2 separate regions of the Mus musculus genome follow, and region 1 is linked to region 2. A link is a loop called in an ENCODE intact Hi-C map of the cell type or tissue named here. Cell type or tissue: gastrocnemius. All regions are shown on one strand. Each heading gives the region's core, and the rest is flanking DNA. Links, peaks and the distances in the headings are about the cores only.

Evidence for each region. Peaks named below come from ENCODE experiments on the same cell type or tissue, not always from the same donor. Only the 100,000 strongest peaks of a DNase experiment are listed, where the experiment ranks them.
Region 1: a loop joins it to region 2, with 1.9 times the contacts of the local background. A loop is called at or near these places in 1 of 42 quality-filtered maps.

Annotation. Positions count from the first base shown.
Region 1 is chr5:122,200,681-122,215,458 of GRCm38, reverse strand. It overlaps Hvcn1 (hydrogen voltage-gated channel 1), which reads right to left and starts at 5,730. Exons shown (of 8, transcript NM_001042489.2): 1 at 5,538-5,730; 2 at 5,067-5,117. In gastrocnemius, for the core only: no CTCF peak of the experiment used is centred there; a DNase peak (open chromatin) is centred at 5,372; H3K4me3 peaks cover 981 bases; H3K27ac peaks cover 684 bases.
Region 2 is chr5:121,873,634-121,888,411 of GRCm38, reverse strand. Cux2 (cut-like homeobox 2) reads left to right here. Exons shown (of 23, transcript NM_001312908.1): 6 at 924-1,058; 7 at 2,454-2,574; 8 at 3,589-3,665; 9 at 4,339-4,405; 10 at 5,591-5,639; 11 at 8,493-8,597; 12 at 11,253-11,444; 13 at 11,524-11,582; 14 at 13,077-13,125; 15 at 13,234-13,333; 16 at 14,111-14,755. All of the region lies in intron 1 of Gm52785 (a long non-coding RNA gene), which reads right to left. Among named protein-coding and RNA genes, the nearest start is that of Gm52785, 14 kb to the right of the region's middle. In gastrocnemius, for the core only: a CTCF peak has its summit at 9,009 (motif pointing right); DNase peaks (open chromatin) are centred at 9,010 and 9,511.

The DNA.
Region 1 (14,778 bases), core at 4,257-6,756, 330 kb before region 2:
ATAATATATATGATTATATATATATATATATATATGGTTACATATATATTTTAGAATGTGTGTGTGTGTATAGGATTGTGTAAGTGTTCTCACAGGCCTGACGGAGGATCCCCTGCTCTGGAGTCCATGTGGCTGTGAGCTGATCAGTGTGGGTGTTAGGAATCAAACTCAGGTCTTCTGCAATCATACTATGGACTCTACCACTAAGCCATCTTTCCAGGCCCCTGGCCCTCTTTTTTTTTTTTTAAAGATTTATTTTATTTTTTTTTAATTTTTTATTAGGTATTTAGCTCATTTACATTTCCAATGCTATACCAAAAGTCCCCCCTACCCACCCACCCCCACTCCCCTACCCACCCACTCCCCCTTTTTGGCCCTGGCGTTCCCCTGTACTGGGGCATATAAAGTTTGCGTGTCCAATGGGCCTCTCTTTCCAGTGATGGCCGACTAGGCCATCTTTTGATATTATTTATTATATGTAAGTACACTGTAGCTGTCTTCAGACACTCCAGAAGAGGGAGTCAGATCTCGTTACGGATGGTTGTGAGCCACCATGTGCTTGCTGGGATTTGAACTCCTGACCTTCGGAAGAGCAGTCGGGTGCTCTTACCCACTGAGCCATCTCTCCAGCCCCCCTGGCCCTCTTTTAAAGGATAACTTTGGTGGGTCTCTTCTTTCTCTTTGGTTCTGGAATGACTATGTGTGATTTTTCAAAATTATTTTTAACATAGCTGTCAGAGGCACAGAGTAAAACTTTAAGCAGAAAGATGTCTGCTGGGAAGTCTCCATCTTCCTTACGCTCCCTTCCCAGAAGTGTCTCCTCCACACAGCCTTCTGTGGTTTTCCCTCTTCACAGGACAGGCCTGCACACACACACACACACACACACACACACACACACACACACAGAAGGCCTCCGTGCACATGGAAAGCCTGCATGTACTTTTTCACTTTTTCTCCTATACAAATGGGAGTGACACACCATCTCTCAGAACCAGCCTGATTTCCTCTTGGGGTGGCACAGTCACCTAGACCACCCAGGCCCTTTCCCCTTGAACCCAGGAGTTTGTCACATTATGTGTGCACAGTGACTAAATTCAAGATTGTGTGACAGGAGGCGGCCCAGGTAGACACACTGGAACCCGGAGGGTCTGTCCGAGGAGCGGAGGGGCGAGAGTGAAGGGGCTGCAGCAAAGAGAAGCAGGCATGAAGATGCTGGGAGGCTAGCTCATGCTATGTGCACCCCTAAGAACTGGTAAGGGTCCGCAGACCCCACCCAGAGCCTCTGGAGGAAAGGCAGCTTTGAGGGCCTCTCCATTTGCACCATTGGAAGACGCTTTTAGGCATCTGTGAGATCACAGTTGGGACTTTTTTAAAACCACCAAATGTCCCTGCTATAAACCGGGGACACTCGCCATCCCCAAGGGACCACACTGTGGCAGTGAGCTCTAGGTGGAGGTCCTTGCTGTGATGCCCAGTACTCTCCCTGTGGGGATGTAGTGAGGCTACTGGTGAGCACAATGGGGTTCCCCACCCCTTCCAACCCCAAACCCCACTGTGCATGCACCTTGAATCCGGTGCGTTTGTACCTATTCCCTTATGTGAGCCAGACCAACATTGGACATCTTTCTCCATCTCTCTCCGTGTGATTTGAGGGGCGGGGGTGAGACACACATTCTCTGAACCTGGACCTCAGCAATTCTGTGAGATTGGCTGTGAGAAGCCTAGAGGTCCTCTTCTCTCTGCCTCACAGAACTGGGATGCCAGCCGTGGGGTAGCACCAACAGTTTTTTATGTGTGTAGCCTCTAGCACAGACGACTGTCAAGAGTGTCAGCAACTTTGGTGACAGCTTCTATACAAACAGGAGATGGGCTCAGATGCAACCCTTCACAACTGCAGGCAAAGGGCCGGCAAGATGGTTTAGCTGGTAGTGGGGCTTGCTGCCAAGCCTGACATCCTGAGTCTGACCCCAGGACCCACATTGTGGAAGGAGGAAAATCAACCCTGGCAAGTTGTCGTCTGATCTCCATAAGCACACTGTGACACGTACACACACACACACACACACACACACTGCAGTTGAATAAACAATCTACCAACCTACATTCAGGTAAAAGAGCCTTGTGTTGGGGCTGGAGAGATGGTTAAGAGCACTGACTGCTCTTCCATAGGTCCTGAGTTCAAATCCCAGCAACCCACATGGTAGCTCACAACCATCCGTAACGAAATCTGCTGCCCTCTTCTGGAGTGTCTGAAGACAGCTACAGTGTACTTATATATAGTAAAAAATATATATATTAAAAAAAAAAAGAGCCTTGTGTCATCAAAGCAGAAACTAACTCCTGCACAGAAAAACATTGGAGGGGCTGGAGAGATGGCTCAGTGGTTAAGAGCACTGACTGCTCTTCCAGAGGTCCTGAGTTCAATTCCCAGCACAACCACATGGTGGCTCACAACCACCTGTAAGGGGATCTGATGCCCTCTTCTGGTGTGTCTAAAGACAACTACAGTGTACTCACATATATAAAATAAATAAATAAAATTTAAAAAAAATCCAGAACTTGGAAGGCAGAGGCAGGTGGATTTCTGAGTTCGAGGCCAGCCTGGTCTACAAAGTGAGTTCCAGGACAGCCTGGACAATACAGAGAAACCCTGTCTCAGAAAAACAAAAACAAAATAAAAAACCAACCAACCAAACAAACAAACAAAATCCATTGACTTCACCAACTGAAGACAGAGGGTTTCAACTCTCAAGTCCTCCCTAATAAACTAGCCCAAACAAATAAAAGTGGTGAAGCCCACTGCCTGGGTGGCCATGGAGAAGCCTCACATTGGCTAGAGAGATGCAACCTAGTCAGACATCTAGTGATAGGGGCTTCCAAACGGCTACATCCTAGACCTGACCACTTCATTCCAGAAACCTTTCCAGAGCTCCCTAGCAACTGCGTGGGCAGCAGTGTGTGTAGTACAGTGGATGCTGTTGCCAACCCTCTCCCCCCTCCCAATACCTGAACGGGAGAAGCTGAAGGCCACGAAAGCAGGGAGGAAGGACATGCTAGGGTCTGCGCAGTGGTGGAGAAAGCAGACTGTTGAGCAAGCAGAACTGATAAGTCTGACCCAAGCCTGCGCTCATTTGCAAGCAGCAGAGCTAGAGCCTCCTGTGCCTTTCATCCGTGCTAGACCCTGCGCTGGCTGGGTTCAGGGAGAATAAAAGGGAAGGGGACAGGAGATGACAAACACCTCAAGGACAGGGCTGAGGCCACACTCAGAACAGAGCAAGATGGGAAGCCAGGCTCTTGCAGGTTGAGTGGCCAGGCTCTCGTGGGGACAAGTGTCCCAGGAAGAGGAAGGTTCTTTAACAGCAAGAACTTAAGAGGACAGAGTGGCCGGGCGTGGTGGCGCACGCCTTTAATCCCAGCACTCAGGAGGCAGAGGCAGGTGGATTTCTGAGTTCGAGGCCAGCCTGGTCTACAGAGTGAGTTCCAGGACAGCCAGGGCTACACAGAGAAATCCTGTCTCGAAAAACCAAAAAAAAAAAAAAAAAAAAGAAGAAGAAGAAGAATTCTCACGCTGGGCGTGGTGGTGCACACCTTTGATCTCAGTACTTGGGAGGCACAGGGAGGCAATCTCTGTGAGTTTGAGACCAGCCTGGTTTACAGAGTGAGTTCCAGGACAGCCAAGACTACAGAGATAAAACCTATCTCCAAAAACAGAAAGAGAAGGACGAGGAGGAAAGAGGAGGAAGAAGGAGAGAAGGAAGAGGAAGAAGAGAAGAAGAAGGAGGAGGAGGAGAAGAAATAATAATAATAGTTTGGGGAGGTCTAGCAGGGCTCTCAGCTTGTGTGAAATGCTGTAGTGCTCAGGGTCAAGTCATAGCAGGGGGGCTGGAGAGATGGCTCAGAGGTCTAAGAGCACTGACTGCTCTTCCAGAGGTCCTGAGTTCAATTCCCAGCAACCCTACGGTGGCTCACAACCATCTGTAATGGGATCTGATGCCCTGTTCTGCCATGCAGGTATACACAGAGCACTCATATACATAAAATAAATACATCTTTAAAAAATGAAAAGTTATAGCAGGGACATGATGGGGAGGGCCAAAGAGGATGGAGGTCTGGACTTGGGTGTAGTCATGGTGACACAGCATCCAGACTGGAGATCTGTGTAGGCCAGAACTTGTGACTGGCCTAGATGGAGTGGGAGTTGGGAAAGAAGGATGGAGGCATGCGCTACAGGCGGGAAAGCCTGGACAAGAAGTCCGGGCTTCTTCCTTCTTGCAAAACATGGCCACGGGAAGGTTGTGGGCTGCCCAGCAGCTCTGGAATTGGGTAAGACCTAGCCTAGAGATTTTCAAAACCCTGCCTTGACCAGCCTTGCTGCCAGGGGAGTCTTGGAGGCAGAAGTTGCCATCCTCAACCACGGCCTTTCTCAAGAAACCTCAAGCTGCTGGTGGGCAGTCAGGAAACACTGCAAAGCTCAGAGCGTCCCCGCCAACCTGAGATGAAATGCCCAGTAGGCAGAAATGCCTTCAGAGGGGCAAGGTTGAGCAGAGAGGAACGCAGCTCCCAAGGATCCCGTGCTAGGTTTGGGGGTGGGAGTGGGGATTGCTAGGCTTCTCCCCATCACCTCAGCATTCCTGGGAGGTAGGTGCCATTCTGAATGCCATAGGGCAGAGAAGGATACAGAGACACAGAGGCAGTGTCCCACCTCTAAGGCATGTAGAATCAGGTACTCGCAGGCAGTAGGTGCTGGGTAAGTGGTGGGGGCTTCAGAAGAGCAGAAATGCACGCTGTTGCTGTTGCTTCTCGGTCTTACAGTATAACCAGGCCCCAACCCACCCACCCACCATTCTTGTTCCTTGGCACTCCTGAACCCAACAGATAGGGCTTCGAATCATTTCAAGAAGGCTCCACTAAATTGGGTTTCTTCTTGCTAGGGTGCACCAGTGTGCTGACTCCTTGGGGGTCTGCTCTTGTGGTGCTAGCTGTATCTCCTTCCCTCCTGCTGTCTCCCTGGGGTGGCTGTAGGGCTCTGGGATGGAAAACAGGGCTTAGGGCTTCACACTCACCTGCTGGTAGTTTGCAGCACTCCTTTGCAGTGGCTGGCTGGCTCTCTCCACCTGTGTGAGGGGGACAGGGTTACTTCTCCACAAGTCACAAGATGCTGGGTGTGGCAGAGTCATGGCTGTGGATCCAGGTTAACACCCACCAGGAGAGGATGCGCCTGTCAATGCTCAATTCCCCGGGGAGGAGAGCGGGGTGGGCAGTCACAGTTCAAGAAGCAGCCAGGGCCTTGGTCACCCCACGGTGCCCCCTGGCCTAGTCCTCCACTCCCCGCCAGCCAAAATGGACAAAAGAGCAGCAGGGAATCACGAGGATGGAGGGTGGCCAGGGCTTCCTTCCTCCCTCCCGGGCCCCGCGGCTGGCGGGTGTGCAGAGCAGGGAGAAGATCGCAGCTGCCCTCAGCTCGAGATACAACTAAGGTTGGAAGGAAGAGGGGGGCGCCCTGACCTCCCCACCCCAAGCCTCATCCTCGTTACCTGGCAGCAGTCTGCTTAGCTCTGTTCTCATCCCAGGGTAGAGACTCAGGCACACCCCAGCTCTGAAGAGCCCAGGGGGAGGGCCCTTGCCTTTGGGGGTGTGGTGTGGCGGGAGTTTCCAGAGCTGCTCGAACTTATTGCTGCTGCAAACTCAAAGGCCTACGGAGGCACTAGTGTGCTGAGAGGCACTAACTTGAAGCGGCTATCAAATGACAAAGACCCCGGGAGTATGCACAGGGCTGGAACTCTCTTCCGGCTAATCCCACCCCACCCCCACTCAAACGCCTCATCCAAGGACCTCCTCCTCCCTCTCTCTTCCAAAGCTCCTGTGTTTACTGGAGGAGATGAACTCCCTAGCTGAATTCAGGGGGCCAACTGATGCAAGAGCAGGTTAAAGAGAAACTTTTTACCTGCTAATGGAGACAGTCCCAAGAAAGTAAGGGCAAAAGAAATGTATCATAAGCTGGTGGGGGAATGACTGAACCCACTCTCTCTGGGCTGGGAAGGAAAATTCAGGAGAGTCACTAAGAGACAGTGTGTGTGTGTGTGTGTGTGTGTGTGTGTGTGTGTGTGTGGAGGGGAAGGAGTGGGCTTCCTAGCACACCTATTCAGACCCACTGCAGCCCAAAAGCCCCGGGTCCGTGTAATGGAACCCAAACTTTAGCTTCTTCAGAACCCCAGCCCTTCATGGCTGCTGTGTGTGAAACTCTAAAAGCCAGTTTCCTTAGAGTTCAGTGACTTCAGCTTCAATTCTGGCCTAATTCAGCCGGTTATCCGCAACACTTGTTTCCTTGTAACCACCTGCAGGTGTGGGCTAGCCTCCCTTCCAGATGCTTAGTGCACAGCCCCCTTCGAGCTTAAGGCTGCATCTCCACGGGTGCTGCAATACTGTGTGGCACTGCACAGGAACATTATCTGCCTCCCATTGGTCTCTGATCCACTGGCTTCTACCAGCTCCCCTGTCCTCCATGCTGGTGGCAAGCTAGGTTGGATGGTGGCAGGACTCCTCAGAAATGTTGTGATATAACAGCCTCCTGAAAGTTCCTAAGGTATGGCCTGCTCCATCCTGAACTTCAGCCTTCTTGTGTTTCATCCAAAACTTATCTCTCAGGGCTGGAGAGATGCCTCAACGATTTGAGCACTTGTTGCTCTGCCCGAAGAGCCAAGTTTGGTTCCCAGCACCCACATGGTGGCTGACAACCAGGCATCTGATGGCCTCTTCTGGCCTCCACAGACAGTTGCATGCATGCAGTGCACAGGCACACGGAAAAAAATCAAAACTCTCCTACTTCGGGGTCAGCTAGACAGGGTGAGACAGTTCCTCCTCATGTCTGTAGGGTGAGGAAGGCCAGGGAGAAGGAACAGGAGTCCCTCCATCTAATGAACCACCTCAAAGCTGTGGGCTGACATCAGCAATACATCCTGCCATGAGTTACAAACAGTATAAGACAAGATATGGCTTCAGCTACCAAGACCCAAGCTCTGGACTCTCTGGCTGACTCCCTGTTGTGTGTACCTGTCCCTTTTAGCTTTCAACTTGACACAGCCTAGAATCACTTGGGAAGAGGGTCTCAATGAAGGACCGGCTACATTGGGTTGACCTGTGGGGATTGTCTTAAGACCCAGCTCACTGTGGGCGGCATCATTCCCTAGGCAGGCCTCCTGCAGCTATGTGAGAGAGGAAAAAGTTAGCTAAGCGATGAAACAAACAGGACTCATGAGTTATTCTCTCTCTGCTCCTGACTGTGGACATGAGGCTGCCTTGGTGTCCTCATTATAACAATGGACTGTGACTAGAACTGTGAGCTTTTTGTCAGGGTATTTGTGACTGAAACAAAGATGAACCTAGGACACCATATAAATTAGTGACTGAGTGTTGAAAGCCTGTGACCACTGCTGCTTTAAACACTGTATAAGATCCTGGCTGAATCAGTAAGGCGAGAAACAAGGAAGTTTGAAGATTGCAAAGCTATCGTCTGAAGTCATTGTGAATCCAGACCTGGGGAATCCCACAGAGACAGCGGACAGAGCGACTTCTGTCCCCATAGAACTCCCACTCTGGTTGGGTGGAGGGGTGAGGCCACTGATTGGTAAGACAGAACAGCCCAAAGAACAAATAATTTCAGGACCGCATTTCAAGGTAACCTTGTATACACTGAGAGAAAAACATTGCTCTGAAAAGAAGCCCCAGTTTGCAGAGACGCTTCAGAGTTGTGTGGTTGGATATTTGCTGGTTTGTTCTCAAGCATGAGGAAGTCCCTTTCCCCCCTCAACCCACCCCCACCACGTCCTTCACATTTCTGTTGTGTGAGGATCCATCACTGTCCAGGTATGGTGGTCCTGCCCTCCTGATGCTCACAGAACAGATCAAGTAAGATCTAAGCCCAGGGCCTGGAGGCTATTTCTGCTTGAGCTTTCTTCCCTCCTCCACCAGCAGGGAGAGAAGGCCACCTTCAAAGGCTCTGGTGTCTCCAGTATCTCGTGGTTGCAGCCGACCACTTCCCTTCCCAGAGCACCCAGGAGTGCGTGAGAAGAGGGAAAGGAAGCAAGAAGGGGGTGAGGTTTCAGCCAGGGATGGGTTTGGAGTTCCCAGAGTCACATCAGTTACCTGGACCTACCTCCATGTGATTCACTACCATCTGTGACAGCCCCTGAGTGTATGTATGTAGGTAGGTAGTTGACCATGTCTGAATGAGGCTTGGGGACCTGTGTGATGCTGCAGTGTGGCTAGGACTTGGAATGGAACTCAGAGGTAGAGCACTTACCTAGCATGTGAGGACCTGGGTTCGATTCCTGGCATCGGCGACACTTGGGCTGATGACGTCCAACCCCGTGCCCTGAGGCTGACTTCTGCTTGGTTGCTCAGAATGATCTGGAAAGATGGAAAGACAGCAGTTGCCATCAAAGAGGCCTGGAGTTCAATCCTTCCTCCATCCTGCCCGTGCCAGCTGGGTGATCTTATATTCATTCAACAAATTATCTCTGAGTGTTGTCTAAGTGCGGGCACTAAACCAGCAGAGGCTGGTGGGTACCACGGACCCGCATCAAGACTGCTCTGTGAAAGGACATAAAAGGACCAAATGACAGAGCAAATGCATTATACAAGGTAGGACAAGGGGAGGTCGTGGCTGAGCCTAACAGGTGGGGATGGAGGAAGTACAGACTGTGTTGTATGGCTGTGTTACCTGTCAATCAAAAAGCCTATGGCCCATGGCTTAGGCAGGAAATAGAAGGTGGGACATCCGGGAGGAGGAAGAATTCTGGGAGAGAGCCAGGCAAGGAAGCCACCTGGGAAGACGTGACAAGGCAGATGCATAGAACCTGAACACAGGCAACCAGCCACAAGGAAGAATGCAAGTTTAAATAAACGGGATATCTTTTTTTTTTTTTTTTTTTTTTTTTTTTTTTTGGTTTTTTGAGACAGGGTTTTTCTGTATAGCCCTGGCTGTCCTGGCTGTCCTGGAACTCACTTTGTAGACCAGGCTGGCCTTGAACTCAGAAATCCGCCTGCCTCTGCCTCCCGAATGCTGGGATTAAAGGCATGCGCCACTACGCCCGGCTTAAATGGGATATCTTAAGTTATGATTTCAGTCAGAGAAGAGCCTAGCTGTATGGCCAAGGTATTTATTTATAAGTATATTTTGAGTCAGAGCCTTATTTCTGGGAATATGGAGCTAGGAGGAAGAACCGGCCACCATGTCACAGGAGGTGAGGACCATTGAGAAGAGATCAGGGGAGGGTTCTCAGGGAGGTGACATTTAAAGGCTACCAGAACATGGGGTGGAGCCCATTTTGAGATGAGGGATAACTTTTGCAGCAGAGGGAACCAACCGCATCTGCAGGGTCTGAGGTGGGTAAAGGCAATGCTAAGGCCAATGGAGACTGAGGGTTGCCAATGCACCAAGAAGCCATGGGCCTCTGAGGTAGGGAGGGGCATAGGTTGACTGTGATGTGTGTGTTAAAACATACAGACCGTTGTCCAGGTATGGTGGGGCGTGCTTGTGATCTGAGGAGTAAAGACACTTGTGTAGGGGCATACTAAGTTCATGGCTGCCGTAGTGAGTTCTGGGCGAGCAAGAATTCAAGCTGAGACCCTGAAGAAAGAAAGAAAGAAAGAAAGAAAGAAAGAAAGAAAGAAAGAAAGAAAGAAAGAAAGAAAGAAAGAAAGAAAGAAAAGAAAAGAAAGCGAACTGCTTGACCTTTCATATCCAGCACTCGCTCGCTCGCTCTCACTCTCTCTCTCTCTTTTTCTCTCTTTCTTTCTCTCAGTTTCAGGCCAGCCCAGTGTACCTAGTGAGATCATTTCTCAAATACAAAAATCTATAGTTAGAGCGGGGAGGCATGAATGTTAACATTCAAACCACAATAAAATGTATAGTTGGGGTGGCAGGTGAGAGGGCTCAGTGGGTAAAGGGGCTTGCTCTGCCAAGCCTGACAACCTGAGTTCAAACCCCAGAATGCACAGGGTGGACAGACACATCCAACTCCTACAAGTTACCCTCTAACTTCCACACACATGCTAAGGCACATACACACCTACCACACATGTACACAAATAATTACATATGCAAATTTTAAATGATATGTTTTGGTTTGGTTTGGTTTGGTTTGGTTTGGTTTAGTTTGGTTTTTCGAGACAGGGTTTCTCTGTGTAGCCCTGGCTGTCTTAGAACTCACTCTGTAGACCAGGCTGGCCTCAAACTCAGAAATCCACTGCCTCTGCCTCCCAAGTGCTGGGATTAAAGGTGTGCACCACCACTGCCCCGCCAAATTTTAAATTATAAACAAAACAACGAATCCTGGATCTGCTTGCTGGGTTGGGGGTGGGGTAGGTGGTTAACTGGGAGGGGGAATCCCAAGCGCAGGTCAGTTGGTGATGAGCTATGGGGAGACAGGAAGGAACAGGGGTGTGGAGAGAGCAGCTGGGTGACAACTGGGGGCTGGGTATGGAGGGTACTGCGCAGCAATGTTACCCCGACCATGGGGAGTCAGGAGGGTCGGTGTGCAGTCATGTGACCTAAACACTCAATGGCAGGTGTCAAACAGGTAGTGTGTGCCTGTGTGTGTGTGTGTGTGTGTGTGTGTGTGTGTGTGTGTGTGTGAAGTGGAGCCCAGAGGTCCACCTTGGGTGTTCCTCAGGAGTCGTCCACATTGTCTTTTACCAAAGGGTCTTTCACGGGCCTGGAGCCCCCCAATGAGGCAAGGCAGGCTGGCTAATGAGGCCCCCGGGATCTGCCTGTCTCTGCTTCCCCAGCGCAGAGATCACAAACATGTACTACCATGCCTGGATTCTTTTATATCTGCTGGGGATTGAACTCAGGTCCTCATGTCTTCCTGGCAGGGCTGGGCCAAGGGCCCATGCAGAGGCAGAGACCCAAGGTTCACTGGGGCATGCCACCATGTCCCTCCCTGGTCACTCTGTTTCAGGCCAAAGTGGGCTACCCTTGCTCTATGGCAGGCTATCCTTCTGCCTCTGTGAGTGACCTGTTCCTGTTTCCAGGACCTGGGGGCTGAGAGTGGCTCATTCACTCCTCTGCAAGGCCTGGCAGTTGCCTCCCTGTGGCCAGCTGAGGCTTGCCCAATCCAGTCACACTTTGAGGCCTGTGTGGGCTGTGGCTCTGCTCAGTCCCCCTTTCCTGTCTCTTTGGTGAAACATTCACATCCATGCTGAGTCTCGTTTAGTGAAACTGCTCGAGATATAGAGTAAGCTTGGGGCCAGCCTGGGCTACAACAACAACAACAAAATGGTCTGGCTGTCCTCCCTTCCAGCTAAGATAGAACAGGACTGGTGACACTGCTGGGCGGTTGAGAGCTCTGCAGTTAGTTGCCTGAGGAGGCACCTCCAGGTCTGGGCTAGCCTCCAGCCCTTCTCCTCCCTCAGGACCCTTAATGTCTTCTATAATCCTGTCTCCCCACTTGCCTGCCGAGTTGGCCTGAGTGGCCCAGAGTGGCGTGAGGGTCCAGTGGTGGTAGCATGTAGGAAGCAGAACCCACTCTAAAACTTGGGAATCTTGTCCCCGCAGGTCCCCTCTGCTTCTGTGCCTCCCTTCCTCGGGCCTCAACACAGTGCCAAGGTGCACTGGTTAAATAAATCTCAGTGTTCCACAGTGACGAGTTCACACTAGGGCCAGGTGTGGTGGCGCACGACTTTAATCCCAGCACTTGGGAGGCAGAGGCAGGTGGATTTCTGAGTTCGAGGTCAGCCTGGTCTACAGAGTGAGTTCCAGGACAGCCAGGGCTATACAGAGAAATCCTGTCCCGAAAAACAAACAAACAAACAAAAAAACTAGTTCACACTAGAGACACGGGTGTCCTGACCAGCAAGAGATGGGCGAAGCATTTTTTTCCCCAGAGTTAACACTGCTTAAGACCCCTCACGGACCCACCTTGAGTCCTCTCTTTGCTGAGCCAGCAGCTCTGAGGCATCTCTCCCTGTGGAGCTGGCCCCTCTCAAGAAGAAACACCCCTACCTCTTCCATAGTTCAAGGTCTTACCCACCCACTCACCTTCCTCTGCCTGGCCCAGAGCTGCAGTGTCAACCGTCCAGAGGGAGGCAATGCTCCAACGTTGAGTGCCTACTGTGTGCTAGGCAAAGCAGATCTTCTTTTATTTTTTATTTCCAAGTCCAGACTCTGCTTTCCTACTCCAGTAAAGAGACCAAAGTGTCTCTTGAGCCTAGGGACATGACATACATACACTGGGACGGGTTTAAGGTACCAGTCCGGTGGTGAGGGGAGCCTCAGAAGCCAGCTAAAAGCCCTAGGGCTTGTCCCTCAAAGGACATAACCCTGGCTGTCCCTCACTTGTCTCTTGGGCTCCGGCCAATGATGTCATTTCTGAACTACACAGTGCAAGCTGTATGGCCCATGTATGCCTGCTGTAGGTTGCCATTACCCTGAAGATGCCCAAGGTGGGGTAGGGGAGGGCATGTGATAACCTCCTCTCAGGACCTGTTCTGCCTACTGAGGGCTGGGTGTCTGGGGCAGCTCTCCTGGAGGACAGCTGCCTGAGGAGGGGTGCCCAAAGGACAAACACTTCACCTTTGACAGCAGTTCTTAACCATTCTGTGAGAGGCTATATGTAGAATACAAAGAAATTGGGTTGTGTTGTAAACTCAAAAACAAAACTTGAGGGGGCTGGCAAGATGGCTCAGCAGGTAAGAGCACTGACTGCTCTTCCAAAGGTCCTGAGTTCAAATTCCAGCAACCATATGGTGGTCCACAACCACCCGTAATGAGATCTGACATCCTCAGATGTCATATACAGTATACTTATGTATAATAATAAAGCTTTGGGTCTGAGTGAGCAGGGTTGACTGGAGTGAGCAGAGGTCCTAAAAATTCAATTCCCAACAACCACATGAAGGTTCACAACCATCTGTACTACAGTACTCATATACATAAATAAAATAAATAAATCTTTAAAAAAAAAAAAAAAAGCTTGATTTCAGCTGACCTGTGTACCAAGGGAATGTGGTGTTTACTACGGCCCTGGACAGGACTCAGATGTAGTGTGATCAGAGTCCCACCATTTCTGTTCTGTGTTCTGTAATTTTCCTTAGGTTGAGATTGTCTCTGTCAATCACTACGATGTCAGACTTGACACGCTTATACAAACCACACCTAGAAAGAGGCCTATGTTTCCACTCCTCGCCTATCTCAGGATGATCCAGACACCCTCTGGGTTGCCTTTCCACCCTGTGGCAGGGCAGTAACACTGGCCATGTGACTTGGGCTCACTTGTAAGCGAGTCTGTGCCAACAAGTCTCGGGACTGATCCTAGTCTCTGGTTGTGTACACAGGGAGACCACCAGGTACAAGCCAGGAGGCCAGCGTCTCGACCTCCAGCCTGGGCATCTTTGTGAGAACACAGACTACCTCAGCAGCCCAGGGGAAATGGGGACGTGGCCTGACTGACCTTGGGGGACAATTCTCATGTTACATGGGCCAAGTCTGCAAGAAGATCCTACCCAGCTCACCTCTTGGGAGGTTGGTGGTTTTCCAAAGAAAATCTCTGGTTTCAATCAAAGTGAAAAGCCAGGTGTGGTGGTGAACACCTTTAATCCCTGCACTTGGGAGGCAGAGGCAGGCAGATCTCTTGTGAGTTTGAGGCCAGCCTGGTCTACATGGTGATTTCCAGAACAGCCAGAGCTACATACTGAGACCCAGTCTTAGAAACAAACAAGAAAGAACCTCCAAGCTCATGAGTGTAGAAGACTGTGGGCACTAAGGGGGGGGGGTGTGGGAAGGAGGGGGAGGGAAAGAGCCCTTGTCCAGCCAGAGTTACTTCTGTGCTCTGGGCAAGCAGATTCGGGAGGGCTGCCAGACGCTTTCCACTTGGCCCCAGGTGGGCATCTAAGCCACTGACCCCAGTTGGCAGTGGGGGGGGGTGGACAAGGGACAGCCCCAACTGGGGGCCCCAGGGTGACACCCTTGGCCTCCGGGGTTATAGGAGAGAGGTTCCTACACAGGCGAGAGTTCTGAGTCTGGGCCTTGACTGGAGCACAGGAAGGCCTTCCGAAGGGAGATTAGAAAGGGCTCATTAGAGGAAAGCCTATCCCATCGTCCAAGCGCAGCAGGCCTTGATGAACAGAGACAGTCTATGATTTTAGCGCTTTATTATAGAAAGGCAGGGGGTAAGAGAGAAAGTGAAGAGAAAGAGAGAGAGAGAGAGATCGGCCATGGCCAAGAGGAGGGAAGGGGGAGAGAGAGAGAAAGAGGAAAGGCTAGAAAGTAAGAAGTTAGAGAGAGAGGGAGGAGAGAGAGTAAGAGTGAGAGGAGAGGATGAGGAGAGGAGAGAGTGAGGTGGGGCCAAGCAGCCCTTTTTATGGTGGCCTGTTATCTTTACTGTTGCTAGGTAACTGGGAGGAGTCTAGCCTGAAGGTCAAAAGCTTGGGACTTTGTCTATGTGACTACTAGCCATGCTTCTCCTGTAGGGGCTGTGGGGGCAGTAACTTCGACAGGAGCCAGAGTTCCAAGAGACATGAGGGAACGCCTACTGTCCCATGTAGGTGAATTATCACCACCAGGTCCCGGGGTTCAACATCCTGCCTCAACTGGAAACCAGGCTGTGTATAGCCCAATGCCTCACAGCAGACTCTGCTTTGCAACTTGAGTGGCCACAGAGGCCACAGAAGGACCTCAGAATAAGCCCTGTGTTCAGACCTTGCTCACACATCTGGACACATCTGCATCAGCACACACAGAAGCAATCCTGAAGCCTTGGCCTGAAGGCGGTCCTC
Region 2 (14,778 bases), core at 7,791-10,290:
AGCTGAGAGCTTACCATCTTCAACCGTGTGCAGCAGACAGAGCACCAGACGGGCATAGTGGCACATACCTTTAATCCCAGCCCTTGGGAGGCAGGAGCAGGCAGATCTCTGAGTTCAAGGCCAGACTGGACTACATAATAAGTTCCAGTACTACATAGAGAGGACCTGTCTCAAAACGATAGGTGGATGGATGGATGGATGGATTGATGAATGGACAGACAGACAAACAAGGACGATTGAGCCCAGCATGGGCTTTAGAAACCTCAAAGCCCACTCCTGTTGACACAACTCCTCAATGAGGCCACACCTCCTCAAAGAGGCCACACCCCCTAATCCTTCCCAAACATTTCCACCAACTGAGAACCAAGCATTCAACCATATGAGCCTAGGTGGGTCATTCCCATTCCAAACCTCCACAGGCGGCTCGGCATGTGCTGCCCTTGCAGGGGACCCCAGTTAGTTTCCCAGCACCCTCAGAAGATGGCTCACAGCTGACTGTAACCCCAACTCCAGGGGTTCTGACACCTTTGGCCTCTGAAGACACCTGCACTCATGTGTGCATACACACAGGGGTTTTTTTGTTTGTTTTGTTTGTTTGGTTGGTTTGGTTTTTCGAGACAGGGTTTCTCTATATAGCCCTGGCTGTCAGGCTGGCCTCAAACTCAGAAATCTGCCTGCCAATGCCTCCTGAGTGCTGGGATTAAAGGCATGCGCCACCACGCCAGGCTCACACACACAGCTTTTTTTTTAATTAATCTTTAAAATAAGTTTAAAAAGAAAGAAAAAGTTGTCTGCTTTCTGCAGACATCAGAGTGACTCCAAGTGGCTCCTACAGACCGTGCCCCCAGCTTTCTGTGGAAGGGTGTCTTAGCCCCAGCCTCCCCTACATCCTCCTACCCCTCTCTCTCCCTGTCTCCCTGCAGACCCTGTCCCATCATTTGAGGTGGCGCGGACTCTAGACGACAGACTGCAGCGTCCCAGCTTTGACCCCAGTGGGCAGCGCCTACAAGACGTGCACATCGCGTGGAAGAGGTGCCCAGAGCCACCCAGTGCCAGAGGTACCAATGACACCACTGCGGGATGTTGGGGACAAACCTAGATGTCAGAGCTGCAGCCAAACCTGAGCAGCCTTTGGGGATGGGGGTGGGGCAGAGGGCAGGATCTGGGTGACACTGAATTATGGTAGCAGGGCCACAGATGATGGCATGGTTAAGGAGAAGGTGTTTATTGTAGAGACAAGGGAGAGAGTGGCCAGGGGTAGCCAGAAGAGTCCAGAGCAGAGAAAGTAGTAGATCGAACACAGCCAGCGGACTGGACATGGCCAGCAAGAAGCAGGCACAGAGCAAGGGAGACCAAGATGGGGCGGGGAGGGGATGAGAGGGAGAGAGAGTGTGTGGGCTGAAGAGGGAGCAGAGCCAAAATGGCAGGGTTATAAAGAACACAAGTGGCTGGGAACTGGGGATGGATGGGAAGAGCTGGGGACACCATAGGGACTGTAAAATGTCTAACAGGTACATGTGTCAGTGTGGGAGCCCGGAGGCCAGCATGGGTGCTGCTGTGCTACCATGCACTACAGTAGTCATTTGTCCCTTCAGCCAGTGACCAGGGAAATGTCTCCTTTTGGTGGCAGGGGACCAGCTCTACAAGCCCCTGAGGAATGTTGGCTTTTGTCTAATCCCCAGGATTTTGGGAAACGGAGCCTCCTTTGGACCTGACACACACTAGCGCACAAACAGATACTATTGTGGTGTCAGTTGAAAATGGCTTGGGTGGTAGATCTCACGTATATTTTAGCATAATTTTAAAAGTAATAAAGATGACTAGGGTGGGCGTGGATGGTTAAAAGGGGCCCAGGGTGTGCTGGCTAAGGCTGGAACTTTGAGAGCTTGGCTTTGTGTCCCAATCGGGATTATGACTGCTATGACGAAACCCCACAAAACAAGTTGGGGAGGAAAGGGTTTGTTATTTGGCTTACACTTCCACATCACTGTTCATCAAAGGAAGTCAGAACAGGAACTCAAGCAGGGCAGGAAGCAGGAGCTACTGCAGAAGCCATGGAGGGATGCTGCTTACTGGCTTGCTTGCTCCTTGTGACTTGCTGGGCCTGTATTCTTATAGAACCCAGGACCACCAGCCCAGAGGTGGCTCCGCCCACTGTGGGCGGGACGCTCCCATCAGTCTCTAATTAGGAAGATGCCCACAGGCTCTCTACAGCCCTTTATTAGAGAAGCATTTTCTCAGTTGAGGCTTTTTCCTCTCAGAAGACTCTAGCCTGTGTCAGGTTGACATAAAACCCAGCCAGCACACTTTGTGAGCTTGCCAGCCTGCAGGCCAGTAGGTCCCCCCTTCCCTGCCCCCACCCCACTATCTCTAATGAACTGATCTCAGGGGTCCAGGCGGGCCTCTGCCTGCAGCTGTTGGGGTGCTGAGTGTGGTCCTCTTGTCTTCTGCAGAGCAGAACGAGGGGACGTGTCCCACGGGGCACACGCCAGCCAACGGTAACCACCTGCCAGGTCCCGAGGACACCCTCGTGACAGACACCTTGCTGCAGAAGAATGAGGCCGAGAGACAGAAGTGAGGAGGGAGGCAGGGCAGGCTGCCCAGGAAGCCCTGGGGCAGTCACTGGCAGGAGGGAGATGGGAAAGGGTGAGGGACTCTGAGGCCGGCCCTACAACTCCCAGCTCACTCTTCCAGTCTCAGTTGCCTTGTCTGGGGAATGGGTACATTCATCAGCCTTATCCAGAAGAAAGATAGAGTGGGATTATTGTTGGTGGTGGTAGTGGTGGTGGTGGTGGTTTAGGGTTTTGTTGTTGTTGTTGTTGTTGTTTTGTTTTTTGTATGTGTTAAGACACCTCTCTGGGGTCACGGGGTCATGGAGCTCTTGTCTATTGTGGCAGTAACAGAACCCAGGCATGGCTCCAGCTCTCTGGGAACCTTGGTCTTAAGATTGTCAGGGGGTAACACCAGGTCCACCGGCCTCATCAAGGGCCTTCCCCTTGACACAACATGAGTGGACAGTAGCCATCGGTCTCACTCAGAGAGAGTCTGCCAGAACCTAGGCTTCCACATAGTTGAGCTGGCAGAAGGAAGGAACAGAAATAAAGACAAGCCACATCAATACAATAGTGAAGGAAAGTCTGGCAAGAACAGGGAGAACCAATGGGGTGGTCTTTCTAGTGCACCAAGGGAGACGTGGCTCCAGAGGGACATGGGGAGGGGGTGGGTAAAGTCCTCCGTCAGTGAGGCTCCGGCCAATGGAAAGGGTGTGACTGGATGAGGGGAGAGGCTGGGCAAAGGCCCTGAGGTCAGAGCTAGCCTGGAGCAGCCAAAAGGTGAGAGTAGCCAGAGAGGACGGAGCCATGAAGGAACGGAGGTAACATCTGAGTTTGGGGGTTTGTCTTCTATTAGGAAAGAGACAGGTCGGCCGCCAGCTCTGTACATGTAACTTTCCTCGCAAGGGCTCCTGAGCGTCCAAGCGCCGGCTGCAGGAATGGGAATAAAACCAGGGCGGCTTTGGGGAGTGACACCCACTGTGGTAGGACCAGGTGGGTCCTAGCACGCAGCCTGAGCAGCCCCGTGTCTCTCCAGGGGTCTCCAAGAAGTCCACATCACCTTGGCAGCCAGGCTGGGGGAGGCAGAGGAGAAAATCAAGGTGTTACATTCAGGTATGACTCTGACTCTGGGGGGCGGGAGCCCTCAAGTGGCTTGAAGCAGCGTGGGGATGGGGGACAGGGGTGGCCAGTGAAACAATGAACTTGGGGACATAAATCCGGTGTGCCCAAAGACAGGGGTCAGAAGCTGGGGTGGAACCAAATGGGGCAAACCTTTGACAGCCATGCACTAAGCTGTGTCAAAGATGGTGACTAGGGCACCTGCTAGAGCCAGATTGTCAGGAAGATGACTAATGCCCTGGGCCACCAGGCAGGGTCTAGTGGCCCCAGAGTGGGTAGCCTACCTGTCAAAACTTGGAAATGTAACTGGCAGGAAGCTGAGGCAGGAGAATTAAGGCTAGCCTGAGCGACCTAGTGTTTTCCCCACCAGCCTTGGCCACGTTCTGAAACTGTCCCTAAAAAACCAAACCAAACCAAATGAACAAGCAAACTGGGATTTCTCAAGAAATCTCAGCAGCAGCTCACAGACCTGGAACTCCCAAGCCTCTATGAGTCCTCCTGCCCCAGGTCCCCCACCTGGCCAGGTCTTCAATCCCTCTCCCACTAAGACTGCCTCCCAGCTTGGGGGGGGGGCGGGTATGGGGCGGGGTGGGGGGAGGGGGGCGGAGCGAGGGAGGGGGCGGAACAACCCAGCTGCCCCGCCTCACCTGGCCTTCACCCCTCCCAGCGCTAAAGGCCACACAGACAGAGCTGCTGGAGCTGAGGAGGAAATACGATGAGGAGGCTGCTTCCAAGTAAGTGAGCTGGGGACACCGCCTCCTCCCTTTGTCTGCCACACACAGGCCACCTCCTTCTGATTCTCTGAGCAAGTGACCCCCAGGCATGCACCTGACCCATCTTCCCTTTTATTCACACACCAGAGTCACAACACCCTTGGACCCACCTGAGTGAGGCCACTGGACAGCCTCACCCCCGACCCTGACCCATGACCCCTGACCTCTGGTTCTACCACCTGCCCTACACATTCCTCAGTTTCCCAGTACAACCAGTGGAGGCCAAGTGACAGCATCTAAACGACTCAGAGTGCAGTCACTTCTTCCGGTTTAAGACATCACTCACGTCATAAACACTTATTGAACACCAACTGTTTATCTGGTGCTGTGCTGAGACCCTGGAGGGAACATGAACGCTTCACCACCCAGTCCCTAAAGCAGACACAGGCAGTAGCAGGCTATGACGAATCCACTCACAGCCACCACTGAGCACTTACTGTGTGCAGTCACTGTATCGAGCATGAAATTGGTTTCTCCAAGGGAAGAGCTGGAGGCAGGGGTGGCCCAGGCAGGCAGCCTCAAATGACACACTAGGAAGTGCACCTCAGGCAGTACAGACAGTGCGTGCCTACGAAGGCCTCAAGGATGTGCAAGGATGTGACCAGTCATGTCCCCCAGCCCCCAGAGTCCCAGCAAGCTAGGCAGACTTGTCCTACGCCCCCAGTGTCACAGTCTGGAGGGAATGGCACCGTAGACAAGGGCCCCACCTTGGGGAGTCACTGCAAGAGCACTGTCCGATTCTTAGAGGGAAGGTGAGGAGAAAGCCCCTGTTGTAGCTCCCCAAAGATTGGGCCCTGGGCTGCCTTTAAGAAGAGCTTTGTGCAGGTAGCAGGCGCTAACCACCTAGCAGCACTTGGGAAGCAGAGGCAGGCAGATCTCTGCGTTCAAGGCCAAGCCTGGTCTACAGAGCAAGTGCTGGGGTAGACAGGGCTCCACTGAGAATCCCTGTCTCAAGAAAAGAGAGGTGTAGGGGAGGAGTTTTGAGACCCAGTCCCTAGTTCCCAGCAGTGGAGATTTTTTACCCCCACCCAGTATGTTTTCTCTCTGGGGAGCGTGGAGGGCGGCTTCCATGGCTCTGCACTTTTGGGCAGAGATCTGCATGGAAGCCGCCAGCCTGTCTCAGGGCCCCTTTCCTCTGTGTCCCAGGGCCGATGAGGTCGGCTTGATCATGACGAACCTGGAGAAGGCCAACCAGGTGAGCCGTGAGTGGGAGTCTCCTGTGGAGGGTAGGGGTGGGGGTGGGAGCAGGGCTGGGGGGGGGGGGAGTGGGGCACCTAGCTGGGTTGCGGCTGTTTGGACCCAAGTTGTTTGGCCTTGCCCAAGGACCTACAACACCCTGATTACTGAGTATCTCCCTGTCTGCCCGTGGGTATAGAGATAACCCCAAGATCAGCAGGCCAGTCCTGTGGCAAGGCACAGTGTCATTTTGCTTGGGTCACTGCGGGAGGCCCTGTGGCAGAGTCCCTCAGATCACAGGCCCTGGGGCCTGTCTCTGTGGGCAGCATGCCAGACTACTGATAACCTCTTGAGCTCTGGCCCCCATGGGAGCAGTGGGCACCCAGGAGAAGCAGGGCCAGGGCCGTGGTGATAGTGATTTTCCTGGCTTCTGCTCCCATGGTTGGCTGGAATTCTTTCTTTGTTTTGAGGCAGGATCTGCTGTTATCTCAGGCTGGTCTTGAACTCCCAGTTTAGCTGAGGGTGACCTTGAACTCCTGATCCTCCTGTCTCCACCTCCCAAGTGCTGGGATTGCAGGTGTGTGCCACCACATCTGGTTTATGTTTTATAAACTGTGTTACTGATTGGAACCGGGTGGGGCTTCCTTCATGCTGAACAAACACTCCCAACTGAGCCCTACCTCTCCAGCCAGCTCCTGTGTTACTTCAGGGATCATTACTCTGGTGCTACTTTGTGGGTTCTTCTTTCTTCCAACCTTCTCCGCCCTTTTTTCCCCTTTAACCTTTAAGACTAAATAGGAGAGAAAAGAGGCCAGAAAGGGAGGGACCGATGTTATTGTTAGACTACTTCCTGCCGATCAGAGCTGTAGAGTTCCTTGGGATAAGTTTGATCTTCACCATCAGGATATCTCATTTCTTCTTGTTTCTTCTTTGCACATGATGACTTAACATACTGCAACCAACAGCAACCAACCAACAACCCACCCTACTTCTCGGGGCTGTAGCATTATATATCCTCTGAAAAGCCCCCAGATTCCAAATGTCATACAAACAGAGAAACTATTCACAACTGGCAAAATCATGCCAATAGAGCACTAGGCAAATCATAGTCGACTGCTGTGGACAGTCTGAAACAGCCCGTATTCCACACCTGGGGTTAATAAAATGAAAAAATATTATGTATTTAAAAACAAAAAACAAAATGCCAAAATTGTCACTACAGATCTCCATTTATATCAGTTGCATAGCATTTTTAGTGGTTTTGGTTTTTTGAGAGAGGGTCTCACTGTAGCCCTGGCTGGCCTGGAACTTGGCATGTAGACCAGCCTAGCCTTGAACTCACAGAGCTCTGCCTGTCTCTGCCTCCCTCTGGAACTAAAACCACCATCACCCAGCCCTTGTCTTACCCTTCAAATAGGTAATTCACTCACATAGTTCAAAATTCAGAAAAGACAAACCAGAGCAGATCCAAGGCAGTGCCCCTTGCCCCAGCGGCCTGTCTGACCAGTTTCTGGGCTCTCCTTCCAGGGATGTCCACCCATGTACAAACCAACCAGTAGACCCACATGAGCCTCACGGGCTCTACCTGCCTCTGGTGGATGTACCCACTGGCACACATTCGCCTAATCTGGGACACCAGGTTCTGCTTCCCACAACAGCAAACAGATATTTTAGCACTGTGAGAACCACATTTTGTGTGCCAAAGAGGCAACTTAGCAACTGCAGCAGGAAAAATTGTGTCCACCCCGAGTGTGCACACCTGCATGCCAATAAAGCTTTATTTATAAGAACAGTTAGTGGGCTATAGATTGCTAAGTCTGCTCTAGCCAGACCACTCTAGATGACTGTTTATAGTTAATGTCCACCTTTCCCCTCTCCCAACCAACACCTTCACGATTACCCTCGGGCAGACACCATCTCACACGTGCAGGAGCTGAAGGATGGATCCAGTTCCAAAATGGGATTACTGGGGCAAGGGTTCTTTGCCCTACGGACATGCAGATGGGGCCAAACCGATCCCGCCTTTGCAGGGTCCAGCCTGGCTGTCCAATGAAGAGGCTAGTACCCTGTTGCCAAACCCCCAGCGGGAGGTTTCTTAGCCAATGACATGGCCTTGAGAAAAGAGATCATAGCCAGGTGTGGTGGCACAAACTTGTGGTAGAGACCGGAGGACCAGGAATTCAAGGTTATCCTCAGCTGCATATCAAGTTCAAAGCCAGCCCAACTATAGAAGACCCTGGAACAAATAGCCAAGTAAATGTGTGAATAGAGTTAAGCTCAACCACGGACTCTATTTACAGTGTGCCCTGCTTGGCCTTCGAGCACGAGAGCCTCCTCTGACTTTTTTTTTTAATACCCCTATTCTGTAAAAGGGAAACTGAGGCCTTAGAAAGCCAAGGGAGTCACCCAGAGGCTGTGACAGCCACTGAACTGGGACCACCTCTGAAGATAGCAGATACCCCCCCCCAGTGTACAGTCTTGAGCCAGAGCCAGAGAAGGGACACAGGCCCCAGTGTGGGACAGAACCACCTGGGGATGGGTGCAGACAGCCCCTTCTTGCCCTTCCCTCCCTGGCAGAAGGAGTGTTCTCACCTTGGGGGGTCTCAGGTACCCTAGCATCACTTAATCACTTAGAGCCATCCCTGGTGGCCTCTGTTCAGTAATACCATCTCACCAGGAAAGGTGGGGTGAGACATCTCTTCCTTTGTACCCACCGTGGGGCTCAGTGACAGGGTTTCCCAGGTCCAGGCCTGCCTGCATTCAGGACTGTGGGAACCTAGGCCCTTGGAGATCCAGGGTGGTACAGGTGTAGGGCATCCTTGTTCTCTCTCTCTCTCTTTCTCTCATCCGCTCCCCTCTTCTCTTCCCCCAGCGAGCAGAGGCTGCCCAGCGTGAGGTGGAAAGCCTTCGGGAGCAGCTGGCGTCAGTCAACAGCTCCATTCGCCTGGCTTGCTGTTCCCCCCAGGGACCCAGTGGGGTAAGAAGGATGCACCTGGGACGTGGGGGAAGGCAGAGGGAAAAGATTGGGGAAGCCCATGTCTCTGCACATAGGGAAAGTGGGTGTCACTTGCGAGGACCAACCGACTGACGTGGATGTGAGCAGGGACGCACGGGGTCTCTGAGTGCAGAGAGCATTGTTAAGGTCAGCATAGTACAAGACTTACTGTAACCTGTTGTAGCAACAGGGTCTTGTTGAGTGTGCACTGCTTTTAGTTGTGCAAGATTCTGCTGACTATTGGTTAACAAAAAGCCTAGTGTCTTCCTTTGGATGCCTCCCTCGCCTTGCCTGGAAATGCCCGAATTGTTCCCAACGCCAAGAAGGTACCACCCATTGCAGGGTGCAGCAGGATTTGGACCACGGGGCATTGTGAGTGGTGGCCACCAGAGGGTGCTGTTGAACACCAGTCTCTCATTGCCTGGTGGTCGCTTGGGAATTTTCAAGCCCTGACCAGGAACTGTAAGAAGGCTTGTATTTCAGCCCTTAAGTCCTAAACCTTGCAGGTGACTCTGGTGGGACCCGCCCCTTCCTCCAGTGCTATAAAGAGCCAATTCCAGCTACTAACCCCAAGGTTCCTAAGTGAAATCAACCCGTCTTTCTCCTTTTCCTGGCCAGCACCCTCAAGAGTCCTGGGGTCACTGCCTGCCTAAGGACTTAAGTCACAACCCACATCCCATGGGTCTTGTACACTGTCGGTCTCCTTCCCGGGGTTCTGCACGCTGGAGGGTTAGAGTCACGATTCCTTACATCATCCCAAGTGGCAGCTGTGGTTTCCGCCTTCCTTAGCACACGGGCGCCGATGTCACAGCACTTTAGTTTCCTTCCCATCCACGCTAGCGTACAAGGTTATAGAGAGAACTGCTTGGCTCATAGATTGTGCTGGGAAAGAGCCAATGCTTTTGGCGGTTACCGTGCGCAGAATCTGGCTCTGCTCCTCAGAGTTCACTGCCTCTTGCGCCCACGAATGTGCACGTCTGGTGTGATGTGTAACAGTGACTGTGGGTCTTCAATGGCCGAAAAGGTCTTTACTCTGTGTGTGTGTGTGTGTGTGTGTGTGTGTGTGTGTGTGTGTGTGTTTGCATGAGCATCCAGGAAGGTAAATGTGACTCTGTCCCAAGTCTTTGGTGATTTACCAGGTGACTGTCCCACAGAAGCGAGTCTGTCTGGAGAGACAGGGGAGCTGTGGCCACCTGGGGAGGAGTCACCAGCGTTTCTTAATTAACCCCCGAGGAACCTGCAAATGACTAAGCAGCCACACTGGAATCCCCGGCTGGTTTGGGAGGCAGCTTTTCTGAGCACAACAGTGGCACTTGATGCTAATTAATTTAATGTATTAATGGCATCCGCTTCCTGTTTTAATTGGCATTTATCTCCAAGGAAGAAAGCTGGATTAGTAGTGGTGGGGTTGTTTTTTTGTGTGTGAAGAGTTTGTTGCGATTTTTTTTCTTTCTTTGTAAGTACTTCTTAGATTGTGTAATAAAGCCAGAGAGCTGCCTGACCCAGGTCCCTCAGAACCTGTACAAGCCTGTACCTTGTCATAGATGGAACGGAGACTCCAGGGGCAGTTTCCAAGACCTCTAGATGGGTGACAGGCGTGGAACAGATCAGGGGATGCCGCAGAAACACTGCCTGTGGCTGCAATGTGGCTGCTCTGGCCCTGAGGGTCAATGGTTTCCTGGATGGGTCATTTCCCTTGGCGACGGACCCAGCACCCCAAACCTATTTTGGAATTGCCACTGCTACAGTTCCTTCCCACTTTTACTTTTGTGTGTGTGTGTGTGTGTGTGTGTGTGTGTGTGTGTGTGCATATACATGTACACGTATGCCTATACACATGGATCTGAGTGATTGCCTGTGTGTACTGAAGCCAGGGGACAACCTTGGATTCTGTTCCCCTGAGGCTGTCCACCTCACTTTCTGAGATGGGATCTCCCACTGACCTGGACATCATGAATTAGCGTAGGCTCACGGGTAAGCTCCAGGAGTCCAGTTGCCTCTGCTTCCTGGGTTATACCTGGAGACAACCACACCCAGCTTTTTCCAGAGATGAAATTTAGGCCCCTAATTTACCAACAGACAACTTTTTTCTCCCTAGGGGTTTTGTGGTTTTGTTTTGTTTGTGTTTTGAGACAGGGTTTCTCTGTGTAGCCCTGGCTGTCCTGGAACTCACTCTGTAGACCAGGCTGGCCTCGAACTCAGAAATCCGCCTGCCTCTGCCTCCCGCGTGCTGGGATCAAAGGCATGTACCACCACTGCCCAGCTAGGTTTTGTTTTTTTTTTTTCGTTTGGGGGTTTATTTTGTTTCATGGTTGTTTTTGTTTGTCTGTTTGTTTGTTTGTTTGTTTGGAGGCAAAGTCTCACTGTGTAGCTCAGGCTAACCTAGAACTTGTGGTCACCCTCCTGCCTTTGACTCCAGAGTGCAGAGGTCTTTACCGTTACACCCAGCCATGGTTGTATTTTTGACAACTCAAGTCTTGAATGAAGCACGGCTTCTGTAAGGGGAACCGTGCAAGTGGCACAGCAGTGTCAGATCGCCAGATGGAAAGTTCCCTTCCACCTGAGGTCCAGGGGCAGCATGCCATGCTGGGGTTCAGCCCCTCAAAGCCACTCACTGAGAGCACTCTCTGTTCCCAGGAGAAGGTGAGCTTTGCTCTGTGTTCAGGGCCGCGGCTGGAGGCAGCTCTGGCCTCCAAGGACAGAGAGATCCTGAGGCTGTTGAAGGACGCCCAGCAGCTTCGACATTCCCTGCAGGAGCTGGAGGAGGTCTCAGCCAACCAAATCGCTGACCTGGAGCGGCAGCTAGCTGCCAAGTCCGAGGCCATAGAGGCAGGTCCCAGGGTGGCAGGGGCGGGCGGTGGTGGGCTGGGAGCACGGGCCAGCTTCATTAGATCCTTTTGTCTTCCAGAAACTCCAAGAAAAGCTCGAGGCCCAGGCTGACTATGAAGAGATTAAAACAGAGCTGAGGTACCATGTTGGCTGGGACTGTTCAGAAAGCTCCTTAGCTCCTCCCCCACATGTCCACTCTGGGGTCCACATCTCTCTCTCTGTCAAAACCAGTCCAGTCACAGCTAGGTGTGGTGGCAAAGGCTCACTAGTGCAGCCAGCATTCAGGAGGTCAAGCCAGGAGGCCTGGCAGCCTGGCCTGGGCCTCCACAAAACAAACTGGTTGTCCTCGCCTGGTTTCTGTTGCTGTGATAAAGCGCCAACATACGCCATCTTGTAGCTTATGGGTTCCATCCAGTCCCATCACCCAGGGATGCCAAGGCAGGAGGAACCTGGAGGCAGGAGCTGATGCAGAGGCCATGGAGGGGTGCTGCTTACTGGCTTGCTCGCCATGACTTGCTCAGCTTGCTTGCTTAGAGCACCCAGGACCACTTTGGTTGCAGAGGAGCTGGGCCTTCCCATAGCAATCATTAAATCAAGGAAACGCCCCCCACAGACCTGCCTATAGGCCAGTCTCATGAAGGCACCTTCTCAGTGAAGACCTCCTCTTCCCAAAAGATTCTAGCTCATGTCAGGTTGGCAGAAAAACAAACCAGCACACTGGTCCTTTTCCGTGAAGCTGTGGAGATTGTCACCTTGTCACCTTGTCACTGTGGTGTGGAAACTGGGGACTTCCTCGGCAGTCAGATAAACGCAGGCTGTGGGCATGCGGGGCTCCCCAGACCCAACTCACTGGAACATGTGACTTTAAGCCTGCAGTTGATACAGTTTTCAGTTGACAGTTGACCCTTGGTGTCACCAGGGTGGGATGACTAAGCCCGGGCCTGGTAGCACTGTGGTAGTGTCCTCCATGGAACCCAGGTGCAGCCTCTTGTGACTTCATCATCTCTTCTCCCATGATTCCTAACACGGTAACTGCACGTCCCTCCCTTGCCACGAGGCCACATTAGTACTCAGTGTGCAGTCCCGAGGCAAATCCAGTTTTTGCATTTTGGAACTTTCTGGAAAAAAATATGTATTTGGTAGTTTCTACCTATGTCTAGCCTAAAACCACAAGGCAGGATGGCTCAATGGGAGAGGACATGGGTAGTGTGCCAAAGGCCTGGGGTTCCTTCCCTGGAACCCCAGAGGAAAGGAGAAGAGGGGGTGAGAATGGGAGGGAAAGCGAGGAGGAAGTCAGAAACAGGAGACAAAGGGAAGAACAGATTGGTGGTGCTCCAGTCCTTGGGAGGCAGAGGCAGGAGAATCAGGAATTCTAGTCTAGCCTCCACTACAAAATGAATTTGAGGCTAGCCTGGGCTACATGAGACCATATGCAAAATGAAATATAGAAAAACGAAAAAAGAAAGGCAAGTATGACTTGGTGTGGTGAGTGTGGTACAAGCCTTTAATCCCAGCACTTGGGAAGCAGAGGTAGGTAGATCTCTGTGAGTTCGAACCCAGCCTGGTCTACAGGACCCCACCTGGGGTATCTCCTCCTGCTGACCTCCGGCCCCTCTTGTTTTCTCCCCGCAGCATCCTGAGAGCCATGAAGCTGGCCTCCAGCACCTGCAGCCTCCCACAGGTACACATCCCTGCCACCGCTGTCCCTGTCCCCCAAAGCTGGCTGCTTCCATCAAGTCTGCACCAGCCGTACCTTCTCGCCCTTGCTTCCTCCCACCCCACCCCCCAGACGCTGGCCAAGCCTGACGACCCGCTGCTTGTGGCCAAGGATGTCTTCTTCCCCACACAGAAGTTCCTACTGGAGAAGCCTGCGCTGCTGGCCAGCCCTGGTAGGGGACGAGGAACTCACCGAGGGGGCACTTGGGCTGAGGGGCTGGACAAGGATGCCCTTGGACTTCTTCATGCCCCAGGATCACTGCAATTCATGAGGCAGAAGAATCCAGACCGGGGATGTAGGCTGGGCATTTGCTGGGTGATGCTTCCCAGGTTCAGGGTCACAGGTAGACCCAAGGCTCCCAGTGACTTCCCTGGACCCTGACTCTAGCTGGATACTGGAACTTTAATAAGAACTCAGGAGTCAGGGGAGGGGTGTCTATACCCTACCCTACAGCCGACCCCCAGGGCATGGCCCACAGCTTAAAATTGCCCTTCTTCCCACAAATGGCTCAGTGGCCCTGTAGCCTTGTGACCTTCGCCAAGATGGCAGGCTCATTATTGGTCTCTTAAATGGGAAGTGCTGGGTGGCCTGAGTGACTAGGCACTGGAGGCATTAGACCCCTGGGGTGACTGTGACTCCCTTCCTGCTTGCTAGGATAATGTCCCCAATGGCAGCAGGTGGGTCCCACAAGCTAGCATTTGAAGGGGGTCTGAGGAGGTGGGGTTCGAGAATGAGGGACAACAGCAAGCATGGGTATTTATGGCTTCTGAGACCTATAGCTAGTCCCTCATCCTGTCCCCCCATTACCCCATATCCTCTGTCTCTGCTCTCTCTCTCTCTCCCTTTCTAACCATCTCTCTTGCCTCTGCACATCCCTCCCCTCCATCACAATTGGTCCCTCTGCACCTCTGTCTGTCTGTCTGTCTGTGCATCCCCCCTGGTGTTCTAGAGGAAGACCCCTCGGAGGATGACTCCATCAAGGGCTCACTGGGCACGGAGCCCCCCTACCCTCCTCAGCTTCCACCTCCGCCAGGCCCGGAAGACCCGCTGTCCCCAAGCCCTGCGCAGCCCCTGCTGGGCCCCAGCCTGGGTCCTGATGGGCCAAGGACTTTCTCGCTGTCCCCCTTCCCCAGCCTGGCCCCGGGGGAGAGGCTGGCTGGGGACTCACTGCTATCCAAACATATGATGGGCCCAGCTGCCTTCAAAGGGGAGACGGGAAACCTGCTGGCATTCCCCCCGACTTTCTACGGTGGTGCCAAGCCTCCATCAGCTCCTGCTGCCTCCGTGCCCTGCCCCGAGCCCACAGGGGCCCCGGAGGCTGTGGATGGGGCTGGGCCAGAGGAGGAGCAGCTGGACACGGCTGAGATCGCCTTTCAGGTGAAGGAGCAACTTCTCAAGCACAACATTGGCCAGCGCGTGTTTGGCCACTATGTGCTGGGACTGTCGCAGGGCTCGGTGAGTGAGATCCTGGCCCGGCCCAAGCCGTGGCGTAAGCTCACGGTGAAAGGCAAGGAGCCCTTCATCAAGATGAAGCAGTTCCTGTCGGATGAGCAGAATGTGCTGGCCCTGCGCACCATCCAGGTGAGGCAGCGAGGTAAGCCACGGAGGAGCCCCACC